3 separate regions of the Mus musculus genome follow, and all the other regions are linked to region 1. The links are chromatin loops, found by intact Hi-C in ENCODE. Cell type or tissue: left cerebral cortex. All regions are shown on one strand.

Region 1 (2,500 bases):
CTCAATCGCTGCCAATGGTGTAATTAATCCATGATGAGAAATGACTCACTGACTATGAGTCCCACTACATTATAAGAAGTCCATAATATCCCATCCACGCAGATTTAAATACTGATCAAGTTCATTTCTCTACAATTAAAAGAATCTCGAGGTGATTATAAATCTAAATTATCCTTGTGCAAAAAAAGAAATTCCCCAATCACAAGCAATCACCACACCACAACCACAAAGAGCCTTGCTAGAGACTGTATCCTTTCAGCCAAGCAACTGCTATCTTGGGGATTTCAGCTATGTCCCCTTGCAAAGGGATAATCCTAGCTAGGCTTGTTGATAATACTGCTCCACCCCAGGAAAGACTGGGGAGGGTGACATCTTCCCCCACCACCTGTTGTATGCAACTCTGCCTTAATTGCCCATGGCCTGGGGAAGGCCTTAAATATATGAGGAATGTGGTCTTCATCTACATAGCTGTGGGGAAGCTGTCTTCTCTGCTGAAGTACAGACCTTCCAAGAGTGCCTAGTTAGGGAGGGAGCACCCCCACACATCCCTGTAAGTGACTTTTCAATTATGCTTTGTAAGGAAGCCCAGTAAACTCAAAGTTCCTTAGAGTGACCTCTAGTAATACTGACCTCTGTCCTTGGAACCATAGGGTTAGGAGAAGGGTTAAATATTGCTTAGGTCTCCTGAAGAAAAGGAATTTTAGCAACACACAGGCACACAAAGGAGGAATATTGTGGAAGACATTTCTGGGCTCAACCTCTCTTTCCCATGACCACTGCCTCCCTGCACTTTGGGACCATTATTAGCAATTTCCACAAGGAAGTGCAGCAGCCTCCTGGAGAAAGGGCACCTGAGACACAGGTATCTGCCATGGTGCCAAGCTTTCTCACCTCTAACTTATTTCAGTTCTGTTCAGTTCCTCTCCCCTCTGCCCATACCTTTTCCTCCACCTCCAATACTAGGTGCTCGTGACTCTGTTTCCAGGGAACCCAAGACCTCAAGGAAGCATTCAGGGACAGTAAGTCTCTTGGGCCAAGCAGAAAGTCACACATAGCCCAGCGTTTTGTATCTTTACAATTGTTCAGTGGTGGTCAGTTAAGTGGTCGCTTTGTAATGTGTGTTGTCTTTGTAGTTGACAAGTTTCTAACAAAATGGCTACAGAAAGGAAAGCAAAACAGTGTGCACTTCCAGTGAGAGCTCTCCCTTCAGCACGCTGAGCTTCCTATGCTGCAGGTATAGAGGGCTTTCTTAGGGACACTCACTCCCTAAGGAGGAGTGTGCAGCATGCTCCCATCCTGTGCCAGGACAGCCAAATAATAGCAAACTAGTCAGAAGGGCATTTCAGCAAGGGTGGGTGTACCTGACAGGCTCCCCTGTGTGTCAGTGTCCTTCCCTCCCTGCACTGCCCACAAAGGAAGACAGGAGTCAGGGCTTCCCCACCCATTTCCTTGCCAGCCTCCTGTGGGAGAATTCCCAGCTTGGCAGAGAAGGAAGCAGAGTCTGGCTCTGCCCGGCATCTTCTTTCCAATGGAGAAGTTGGAAGCTAGCTGCAGGTGGCTTCCCTTTTTGAAAGTGCTGGCTGTTTGGCTGCATCTATATTAATTGCCTCTGGGTTTTTGAGAACAACTAAAAAAAATTCTGCTCCTTCCCCTAGGCTGAGTCAGTGTAACCAGTTAAAAAAAGAAAAGAGAAATCCTCTTGTCTGAAGATTAGGTTTTTTATTTGTATTTTTTTAAAACAGGTATAATTGGACAGGGGTGGTCTGAGCCAAGTCTAGCTTTCAGAATTATAAAACCCTCATACTTGCCCAGTATGAGGAGTATTTTCAAACTCCACGTTATGTGTGGGGACCTGTGCCTGACGAAGTGGCCACCAACACTCTGTGCATAGACTGAGGATTGGCGTGGGTTCAGACAGGGCACAAGTCTACTAACTGCTGAACACTGTAGCCTCAGGAAGGTCTGGGTATCCTTGGCAAAAGTCCCACAGCTAGAAACAGGAGGCTGAGACACTGCTAATATTCCTTTTGTGTGTTTATTGAGAAGTGACAGGTAGTTATTTACGTTCTATGGATGGTATACAGATGAGAAAACTGGGTCCTAGAGAAAATCAGTATTTTCCTAGACACACAGATGGCCAGTGACAGAGTTACTGTTTTCACCAACCAGCAAACCAGAATCTAAAATTCTTTCTCTGTCTCTCTCTCTCTGTCTCTATATCTCTCTCTGTCTCTCTCTGTCTCTATATCTCTCTCTGTCTCTCTCTGTCTCTATATCTCTCTCTGTCTCTCTCTGTCTCTATATCTCTCTCTGTCTGTCTGTCTCTCTCTCTCTCTCTCTCTCTCTCTCTCACACACACACACACACACACACACACACACACACCTCAGTCTCTGTGTTTTGCCTTTCACTTTCTGTGTTTGTGAGAGTGCGATTGGCAATGGGGGGTGGGGGGTGGGGGGTGGGGGGAGGGAGGTGGTGGATAGAAAGAAGAGAAAGG
Region 2 (2,500 bases), 160 kb before region 1:
GTCACAGAAATTCAAGCCACAAGTACTACAGAGCAAGCTAAGGGACATATGCCATTGAGTGGTGTCTTAGTCAGGGTTTCTATTTCTGCACAAACATCATGACCAAGAAGCAAGTTGGGGAGGAAAGGGTTTATTCGGCTTACATTTCCATACTGCTGTTGATCACCAAAGGATGCAGGACTGGAACTCAAGCAGGTCAGAAAGCAGGAGCTGATGCAGAGGCCATGGAGGGATGTTCTTTACTGGCTTGCTTCCCTTGCCTTGCTCAGCCTGCTTTCTTATAGAACCCAAGACTAACAGCCCAGAGTTGGTGCCACCCACAAGGGGCCTTTCCCCCTTGATCATTAATTGAGAAAATGCCTTACAGCTGGATCTCATGGAGGCATTTCCCCAAATGAAGCCCCTTTCTCTGTGATAACTCCAGCTGTGTCAAGTTGACACAAAACTAGCCAGTACAAGTGGTAAATTTTGCTTGATCCAACTCTTTGTCACAAAATGTCCCTATGATTTTGCTGTCCATCAAAGTCAAGACACAGCCACATTACCCCTATTGAGCCTAGGGTGGGAGTCAGGCTAGTCTGTGAGGGATGTATCTATTCGTGCCATGATTGTCTGGGGTTTCTCCAATGGAGATGCTTCCTGACCCTCAGCTAAGCTCCCTACAGTAGAAATGATGAAGAACCAAAGTTGTCTTCAAATAGAATCCATCACCCAGCAACATTTACCTCTCATGTGCCCAATATTGAGACTTCTGCTCTCAGGCTTGATACAAAAATAGGAGACATGCTCTTTACCCTTCCTTCCTTTTTCTTTAGCCTCCCCACTGTGTCTCAATTGTGGCCCATCCATTTCTGATAGGAGGACAAGACTCCTCTGTTGCTTAACTCCTGGAATAATCGTCCCCAAAGTCAAGGACAGAAGTCCACTTCTCTTCCACCACTGAAGCCATACAGCCACAGTGACAGTGCACCCAGCCCCAGTGAGCAGCAGAAGGGCCCTTTGGGGTGTGCTGTGTCTGGGATAAAGCTATCTTCAGAACCAATGTTCAAATATTCCACCAGCTCCACTAGGTTTCTCAGTGTGTCTGACTGCATATTCTCAGTGAAGACTTCTGACTTGGAAACTGTGAGACAAAATATGTGTATGGAACAAACTAAAAATAGTAGCAGACACTTGTCAAATGTTTGGGAAAGCTGGCTATGTTAATGCCCAGCTCGCCAACAGAATTGTTCCATGTACTTGCTTTGCCTGCTCATTGCAGTCACAACATGACATGTCTGAAAAGGATGCACAGCCCTAAACCAAGTCACTGGCCCTCTTTTCACTTGTTATTCTGAGAACAGTCTAAGTCACCCTGGCTGGTCTTGAAATCACTCTGCAGCCCAGGCTAAATGTGCTAGCTGATAGTTTTATTTTGTACTTGTTTACATTATTCGACAAGCCCCGGGTGTAAGGAGATTTGGGTCAGCAGCAAGGCATGCTCTCCTTTATTAAGTAAGCCTCATCCAAAGAGGGCTCTGCCCTCCTATCTCGCATCTGCTCAGAGTCATTTCACTGGACTTCATTAAGCCTGAGCAATTGTACTTTCCCCTCACCCCTTTCTTCCATGGACTTATTTAGCTTTACAACTCAAAAGATAATTGCTCTATTAACAAATGTTTATAGCATAATAAAGGAGTGGGAGGAAGCAGGGAATTGTTTTCCTCTCTGGGACATTCCTTTCTGCTTCCTGGAAGCACTGCAGAGGCATGACCTGAGCCGTAAATAATATTTTGGAAATAAACCAAAAGATTCATGTTTTAGCGACTCATCAACATTTCTTCCACAAGAGACCAAGAGACCCAAAGGCCCTATGAAGAAGGGAATCTCGGGAATTCCTGGAGGCTGAAAGGATGTCACCACTATTCTTAGCTGGGGGAGAAAGCACTGGCCTCCCTGGAAGGTTGGGGTGATTCTTCAGCTACACTATAGCCTACAGAAAACCTCCCACCTACTCGTGAGTTTAAATACAGGAGAACTTTTTAGAGAATGCTCTCTAATTCTTCAGGCTGATGAAATATGGTGCTATTCAAAGAAAGCCCTGCTTTAAGGGTGAGTTTTAATTTATCTTTTACCTAAGAATGTAACTGCTTTTAAGATAGAGGGATGAAGAAGTAATGAGATCAAAAGGGATCATTAGGGTAGGTCCCAACCCACTATAGTAGCTGTATTAAAAACTGAGATGAGTGCAGGCCTACACAGGAGTGAGACTATGTGCAAACACCCTAAAGATAACCTATAGTTCCAGGGGGAGGGGGCAGCCTTAAAAGAAACAACCTTGTTAACACATTGATGGTGCACATGGAGAACCATGGGAGTCCCCAGACTGTAAAGCATTGTTGGATAGCCATACTACACTAAATAGCACACTGTATTCCAGACACAAGTCACATGCCCTCAGCACTGAGAAGATTCACTTCCTGTTCAGATATAGTCATATCTGTGGGGTCATATATCCCCT
Region 3 (2,500 bases), 160 kb before region 1:
GTGTGTGAATGTATATATGAATGTGTGGGTGTGTTTGTGTGAATGTGTGTGAGAATGTATGTGTGTGTGTGTGAGTATATGTTTGGGGTGTGTGTGTGTGTGTGTGTGTGTGTGTGTGTGTGTTAATAGCAAATAGCAAGTTCACAAAGGGAAGGAAGATTCACCAAATTTGTTTACTCTTAAATATACATTTTCCTAAGAGTCAGCAAAAGCCAGCCCATTGTGCCAATGAAACTGAGTTTGCATTTATAGCACAAGTGAGAAAAATGAATTTCAGCTCATGCATGTCTTTAGAGAGACTATAAATCCACCCTCTTGACTAAAGACTGCTGACTTCCACTGTGGTGGCATGTGACGATGTCTGTTGCACTGGAAAGTTAAGAGTAATCTGGGGATGGAGTGAGTGGGGAGATTTAGTCTCAGAGAACCATCTCCTGATGGAAATCCTGTGGATCCCTGGCTTATGGTGGGTTAATGATTAGATAGTCCTTATGTATAGTTCACGTGAAGGCCACTAGCTATGACTTCACTTTGGCTGGGGTTTCCCTGTAATTCATTTAGCAAATTAAAGAGATTACTCTGATTGGTACCATTATCTCCTATTCTCTTGCGAGTGAACCACTTAACCTGTGCTTAATTGAAGGAGATAGAGAGGGTACAGTAACAAATACAATCAAAAGGAAGGGGCAATAGGATCCATGGGCCAAACAAATGATCAGTGCTGAGCTAACAATAGCAGATTAGAGGTGAGATCAATTAATTAGAAGCTGTTGTAGGCTTGAGTGGTTGCCAAGGTTTCTAATAGCCAAGCCTTAGTGCCAGAGCTGTTTAGAGGGATTTTAATGGCTGGGAGTTGATGCAGTTATTTCAATAATTACTTACTTTTATAATTACTTCATTAGAATACTAAATGTGTTACTTCAACAAGGAAGATCTTTATCTCCCACACTTTTAGCTGTATTGGAATCCACATCCTCCCACAAAACTCTCTCCTGTTTGGCTGTGCCCATTTGCTGTTGATAACCATGTGTTAAGTACCTTTTCTGAAAGGTTCTAGGTCTTTACAACACCAAATTTGAAGGGGAACTCGCTCTGGCGTAGGTATAAACACCAAAGAGAATTTCAATGCATTTCTACAAGGTTGGGGGCAAATTTTTTGCATCGGACCCAGTTTAGGAGGGGAAGAGAGATCCTTCTAGTTGTTTAAAATAGAAAGAGATTGGAGGCAGAGAATTTGGTATCCGGTCTAGCATTTAGTGCTGGGCTCTTTCCTGCTCTTTGCATTCCTCAGCCTCTCCACCAGGGAACTTGTTCCTGGGACTGATCTCTGTATGCAGTATCTTCCCTTAGGCTCTGTGAGCAACCTCCTCTTCCTTCAGACTCTTCTACTCACTTCCTTATTTATAATTAAGACTCTCATTTCCACCCTTGTCTGATTGGTTGGCTATGGTACTAAAGGTCCAACCCAAGGCCTCTCAAAGGCTGAGAAAGCTATGTGGCACACTCTCAGCGCTGCAGCCAATGCTGAACTGTACCCTAAGTGCTGCGCCCCTGCTCAGCTTCACCCTCAGTGCTGTGCCCCTGATGAGCTGCACCCTGAGTGCTGCACCCTCAGCACTGCACCCGTGCTGAGCTGCAACCCCAGTGCTGCACCTTCAGTGTTGCACCCGTGCTGAGCTGCACCCTCGGTGCTGCACCCGTGCTGAGCTGCACCCTCGGCGCTGCACCCGTGCTGAGCTGTGCCTGTGCTGAGTGGTTCCCTCAGAGCTGAATCCGTGCTCAACTCCACACTGAGTCACTCTAGCACTTTTACTACTGCCTATATTTTTGCTTTTCCCTTTCTGGTAGCACCTTAGTTTTAAAATAAAAAAATATTTACTTAATACGAGTCTTGTTTTATTCCCTCACACTGTAACAAGAGAGCTCTGCTTTTGGGTCTGGCTTTCTCCCCTCATGAATCCCAAAAGCCTAAGCAAATGCCTGGAGCATAAATGGCTCTTGGCAAGCATTCACACTCTGAAGTCAGAGCTGAGGAAATGTGGGTGAGCCGAGAAAGTGTATGCTTCTGGACCAGGGGTTGGATGACACCCCGTGCTGAGAACTGCTTGGTGGTATCCTCACAGAACCAGGTTTATAGTGCAGCTACACAGGCCTGTGGGGGTTTCTTCATCAGCCAGGAGGACTTCCTTTTGATTCCCACCTCCCCAACCAGGGAGGACAAGGTGGCAGACTGCAGTGTTTACATTTTCAACTTCTCTAAGGTGTGTGAGGCAGAGGTAGGGGTTGGGGAAGTCCATCTAGCCAAAGGGTTAGAATGACCCAAAGGATGGTGTCACTCCATTTTCAAGTGAACGACCTGCCACTCACATAGTCACTGCAGTAACTTTAGGCTTCCTATGTAATTCACCTAGCCATGCTTCCTGCTTGCTTCATTCAGTGTCATCTCTGAGGCCTGACAGTAGAGCAGCGCTGTAGAAACAGCCTCCAGGAAGGCTCGCTT

Evidence for each region. Hi-C counts contacts between places; a loop is a spot of excess contacts. Peaks named below come from ENCODE experiments on the same cell type or tissue, not always from the same donor. Only the 100,000 strongest peaks of a DNase experiment are listed, where the experiment ranks them.
Region 2: it touches region 1 in a loop (3-fold over the local background); 3 of 42 quality-filtered maps call a loop at or near these places.
Region 3: it touches region 1 in a loop (2.2-fold over the local background); 3 of 42 quality-filtered maps call a loop at or near these places.

What each region holds. Positions count from the first base shown.
Region 1 is chr14:16,576,176-16,578,675 of GRCm38, reverse strand. It overlaps a transcript of Rarb not described here. Among named protein-coding and RNA genes, the nearest start is that of Rarb, 2.0 kb to the right of the region's middle. In left cerebral cortex, a CTCF peak has its summit at 1,418; DNase peaks (open chromatin) are centred at 1,561 and 1,943.
Region 2 is chr14:16,734,584-16,737,083 of GRCm38, reverse strand. It overlaps a transcript of Rarb not described here. Among named protein-coding and RNA genes, the nearest start is that of Rarb, 160 kb to the right of the region's middle. In left cerebral cortex, no CTCF peak of the experiment used is centred here; a DNase peak (open chromatin) is centred at 1,132.
Region 3 is chr14:16,740,686-16,743,185 of GRCm38, reverse strand. It overlaps a transcript of Rarb not described here. Among named protein-coding and RNA genes, the nearest start is that of Rarb, 170 kb to the right of the region's middle. In left cerebral cortex, a CTCF peak has its summit at 1,300; DNase peaks (open chromatin) are centred at 349, 2,005 and 2,440; H3K27ac peaks cover 979 bases.